Regions from separate parts of the Homo sapiens genome. Here region 1 is linked to region 2. Evidence: chromatin loops called from intact Hi-C (ENCODE). Cell type or tissue: heart right ventricle. All regions are shown on one strand. Region 1 overlaps LOC100506472 (a long non-coding RNA gene). Region 2 has its middle 8.6 kb from the start of MIEF1.

Region 1 (2,500 bases), 56 kb after region 2:
GTGCCCAGAAGCACCCGACTGCTCTGCTTCCAGTGCTGTGGCAGTGCCGCTATCTCTGGGTGGACTCTGGTGAGCGGAGGACGGGACTGCCTGGCCATTCTGGGTGGGAGACCGGGGGACCTGACTGCGCCTCATTTTGCCCCCACCTGGGACTGCTGGCTCACGCTGAGCTTTCGGTGGTTCTTCAGGGTAAACCACACTGGTATTCAGCTGCCATCACACACCTGGGATGTAACTTCTGTGTCCCTTAAGTCAGTTGCCACTCTACATCGACTTTTCAGCTTCAAAACCTGTGTGGATGTTGTCTCCTGATTGCTACAACCTTGTGGGTTTATACCTGGAAGGAAGGAAGGGAGGGAGGGAGGAGGGGAGAGGGAGGGAAGGAGGGAGGGAAAGAAGGAGGAAAGAAGGGAGGGAGGGAGGGAGAAGGGAGGGAAGGAAGGAGGAAGGGAGGGAGGGAGAAGGGAAGGAAGGAGGGAGTGGGAAGGGAGGGAGGAAAGGAGGAAGGGATGGAGGGAAGGAGGAAGGAAGGGAGGGAAGGGGGAAGGGAGGAAGGGAGGGAGTGAGGAGGGAGGGAAGGGGGAAGGAGGAATGGAGGGAACGAAGAAGGAAGGGAGGGAGGGATGGATGGCGGGAGCAGAGGGAGGGAGAAATCCCTCCCTGTTGTTTTAAGGGGGTTTGAGAAGGGAGGGAAAGTGGACGAATGTGTTTAGCCCGTCATCTTTAGCAAAGCTGCCAGCACAGGAGGAGCCTGGCAGTCAGTCCCAGGAAGCCCAGACCCCTCAGGAGCATTCCAGGGCCCGGTGCAGAGCCCACCTGCTCTGGGAAGGTTCCGGAACTCATCAGACAGAAGGGGTCTCCCCTTGGCCTGGGTCTCAGGGCCCATTCTGGCCGTTTTGGCCAGACTTCCAGGTGTAGTTTTATCTTCCGCAGAGACTGAGCCCCTGCAGGGCCGGAGTATTAACAGAGACTTTCTGACGGCCTCCCCTCTCCCCACCCTGCCAGCCTCAGCCCCTACTTGGCGGCACACCTGGTGCCTGGTGCCCGGCAGGCTTTGTTGCTGGCTAGAGGTAAAGGGAGGGCACACCAGGAAGCCAACACAGCCATGGCAAAGGCTCGGAGGAAAGGAGCAGAGTGGGAGGGGACATCCCTCTCTGTCATCTCCGGATTTCTTTCCACCTGTTCTTGAAAGTTTCTTGGATTTTTGGAGACAGGGTCTCACTCTGTCACCCAGGCTGGAGTGCAGTGGCACGATCTCGGCTCACTGCAGCTCCGCCTCCCAGGCTCAAGCGATTCTCCCACCTCAGCTCCCCCTACCGGTTCTCGAATCTTATTCCTGGGTCTGAGGCCCCAGGGTGGTTGAAAGTTCAGGAAGGCTGGGATGGGGACGTTAGCTGCAGGCCACCGCACTGAAGAGGCTGATTTAGGCCCCGCTGGTCCCCCCGACTCACAGCCACCCTCCTGATGAGGTGCAGCAGGCATGAACCCTTGGGCCCACCATCCTTTCAGGGGGCTGTGGAAATATTTTACCTTTAAAACAGAAGAAAATGAACTTTTACTCAAAGAGAAATTTTAATGTATTAATATATTTATCTTTCTACCAATAGTCATAAAGTATAATTTTAATTTTTTTTTTGCAGAAGAGGCCCATGAAAGTCACAATGCATCCATGCCCCATGCCCAGGGCCACCCACATCTCGGGCCACACCTGATGGAAGGTTGGAGTCCTTCTCTCAGAATAGCTGGGCCCAGTGTCACAAACACTGCCCCGTGCAGGGTGCTGGGACCTAGAGAACATGGGTCCTAACCAGGAACCCCAGAGTCACTGCAGACCAAGTTCCAAGAGCCCTGAGCTCACCAGAACAGAGGACAGCCTTGGGGGATAAGTCCCTGGAAAGAAGATGAGAGTGAGCTGGGTCCTGAAGGATGGGCCATTCTAGGTGAGGGAAGCCTCAGTGGACACAGATGCATGAGGGAGGGGGTCTGCCCAGTCCCGGGGAGGGGGCGGGGCCTGGCCTGGCACGAGAAGATCCCAGTGCACAAGTCAGACCAGGCGACAAAACCCCAGGATGATCTCAGCTCCCAGAGGGCCCCTTGGTGTAGGCGCTTCCTTCCTACCCTGGGGTCAGGCTGCCCAGGAGGTTTAGTTGGCACTGAGGGATGGCTGTCAAATCGCTTGCAGGCCTGGAAGGGTCTCTGAAAATCAGGAGGAAACTTCATGACACATGAAGAAAAGTCCAGAGTTTAAATCTTTGCTCCTGTGTGATCTTGGGCAACTTTCTAAACCTCTCTGAGGCCACGGATACCAACTCTTTGCCAGGTTAAATGAGATATTACACGTCAGCTACATACCTGGAACGTAGTTAGAACTCCTTTTTTTTTTTCTTTTTTTTGAGACGGAGTCTCGCTCTGTTGCCCAGGCTGGAGTATAGTGGCACAATCTCCACTCACTGCAACCTCCGCCTCCAGGGTGCAAGTGATTCTCCTGCCTCAGCCTCCT
Region 2 (2,500 bases):
AGGGAGGAGGAAGAGGAGAGCCACGAGACAGATGAGTCACAGAGGCTAAGGGAAGCAGACCCAGGAAAGGAGGCATGACCCACGCATCACATGCAAGGAGATGGAAGGTGCAAATGGGGCCACGATGCTGAGTGCTCACGCTCATGGAGCTCTCACCATGCTCCAGGCTCTGCTCCAAGCTCTGAGCATCCTCACAATCACCGCTGGAGGTCTGTCCTATGACGGTCCTGTGTTACAGATGAGGACCCAGGAGAGGGAGGTGACCAAGGGCTGGTGGCTGGTGAAAGGCCTGTTGGAGGCAGCTGAGGCTGTGCCAAAGGTACCATCTGGGCCCCAGATTTCTTTTGGAGAACCACCTTCCCTTTTCCTCAGCCAGTAGACACAGGGCTCTGATTGATCTACGTGAATTGGCAGATTCCATCCCAAGCCCCTCCAGTCTCACTGATGCATTCAGGGATATTCACGTGACCTAAATCAAGTCAGTGAGATCCACACCCAGGACTCTGAGAGAGAGGAGCTCTATTTCTGTTGTGCTGAGCGTAAAGCTGAGATGGTGAAGCCTGAAGCTGCTGCAGCCGTCTTGCAGGCATGAGGGGTAAACCTGTCTGAGACTTGGGACAATGCAAGTTAGGAAGTGGAGCTGTGCTCAGCCACAAGAGAGCTGGATGACAATGTGACTGTACCCGAAGCCGACATTACCCCTGAACTTTACCATTAGTAAACCAGTAAATTCCTTGCCTGCCTCACTGGTTTGGGTTGGTTTTTCTAGTTTGCCTCACTAGTTTAGGTTGTCATTAAATGAAAGCAAACTGTACCAGTTATCTATGGCCACAATTAAGCTGTGTAAGAAACCAAGAAACTTAGCAGCAATTGGGCTCATGAGACTGGATCAGTATTTAGGCTGGACTTGACTAGGCAGTTTTTCTGGTCTCAGCTGGGCTCACACACGTTGGTCAGCTGGGATGAGTGGGAAAACCAGGCTACATGTGGAGGCCACCATGACAAACATTTGAGTCACTGTTGATGTTTTGCCTCTAGAAGCTCTTGGCCATCCAAATTCCAGGATAGGAATTTGGAAAGTGGTTGGTGAAACTGATGCGGGGTTGGGCTTTTCTGCAAACACTTCAGATAAACAGAATTGCAAGAAATGCATTCATATGAGAGAAGCTAGTCTGTTGCAGATTGTCTCTCAGTTCCGGTTTGTGTACTGTTTCCTTGGGATTCGATCCAGGTGGTTCATTTTTAGCAGCAGACTTCACAGGTGCTGTGGGGTCCTTTTACAGACGTGGAAAATGGGTATAATGGGGAGGGATGTCTTTTAGCTCAGAGTTTGGCACAAAATAGGCACTTAATCAATAATGTCTGTAAATACTGATGATGATGATGATGATGATGATGATGATGATGATTCACCATAGGACATGATTTGAGGGTTGTTAACTTGATCTTAAACGGCATGTGGGTCAATAATGCCCTCTTCTGGCTAGGTAGGGTGTCTACATCTTCTCCACTTCCTCAACCCTGTGGAATTCAACCCTCACCCCATCCCCACTCCAAGTACCTGCAGCAGGTACCTTTCTGGGCTTTGTGAGTGTGGCCAGAAGTCCAAGCAGTCCCAGCCCGCAGGTGTCAGACTGATGCATGCGTGACACTTTGCGAGTGGTCAGAAAACATGAGCCCTTGCTTTGGCCACCAGGACTGTGGTCACACCTCCTTCCATCTCTGGGCCTCCGTCTCTCCATCTAACATGGAGGTTGCACAGCCACCCAACAGGGGACCATGGCAGAGCTCAAAAGGTGTCTGTTCAGCCGGGCGCGGTGGCTCACGCCTGTAATCCCAGCACTCTGGGAGGCTGAGGTGGGCGGATCACGAGGTCAGGAGTTCGAGACCAGCCTGACCAACATGGTGAAACCCCGTCTCTACTAAACATAGAGAAATTAGCCAGGCCTGGTGGCACATGCCTGTAATCCCAGCTACTCAGGAGGCTGACACAGGAGAATCGCTTGGAGACAGGAGAATCGCTTGAACCCAGGAGGTGGAGATTGCAGGAGCTGAGATCGCGCCACTGCGCTCTAGCCTGGGCAACAGAGTGAGACTCTGTCTCAAAAAAAAAAAAAAGTGTCTGTTCCCACCGCCTGAGACTGTCTTTAGGACACACACAGGGGACCCCCAGGACAACTCCAGTGCCCACCCGGCCCAGAGGAAGCTCCTTGGAAGCCCTGACATCCCAAGGCTCCAGGTGCTGTCCAAGCACAAGTTCAAGGTTGGCTACATGGGAGGGAGATACCTGCTCCTGGGAGTCCAGAGAGTCCGGTGCTGAGAGTCCAGGTCCAGAATCTACAAGGCTGTGACCTTGGATGAGGCATTTAGAACCTGACAGGAAAAACTACTGAGGCAGGAGCACTTATTTTGATGCCCCAGAGCAGAATTGTAGAACCACCCCCTCTCTGCAGAGGCACCAAAGCCTTCATCCAGATCCCCAAAAGGGTCCCTGCCCACC

What was found. Peaks named below come from ENCODE experiments on the same cell type or tissue, not always from the same donor. Only the 100,000 strongest peaks of a DNase experiment are listed, where the experiment ranks them.
Region 1: a loop joins it to region 2, with 2.7 times the contacts of the local background. A loop is called at or near these places in 13 of 110 quality-filtered maps.

Annotation. Positions count from the first base shown.
Region 1 is chr22:39,436,186-39,438,685 of GRCh38, reverse strand. LOC100506472 (a long non-coding RNA gene) reads right to left here. Exons shown (of 4, transcript NR_040535.1): 4 at 1,558-2,500. It also overlaps a transcript of TAB1 not described here. Among named protein-coding and RNA genes, the nearest start is that of MGAT3, 20 kb to the left of the region's middle. In heart right ventricle, a CTCF peak has its summit at 1,306 (motif pointing left); a DNase peak (open chromatin) is centred at 1,295; H3K4me3 peaks cover 683 bases; H3K27ac peaks cover 621 bases; H3K27me3 peaks cover 63 bases.
Region 2 is chr22:39,492,490-39,494,989 of GRCh38, reverse strand. No RefSeq gene overlaps it. Among named protein-coding and RNA genes, the nearest start is that of MIEF1, 8.6 kb to the left of the region's middle. In heart right ventricle, CTCF peaks have their summits at 1,274 and 1,473 (motif pointing left); no DNase peak of the experiment used is centred here.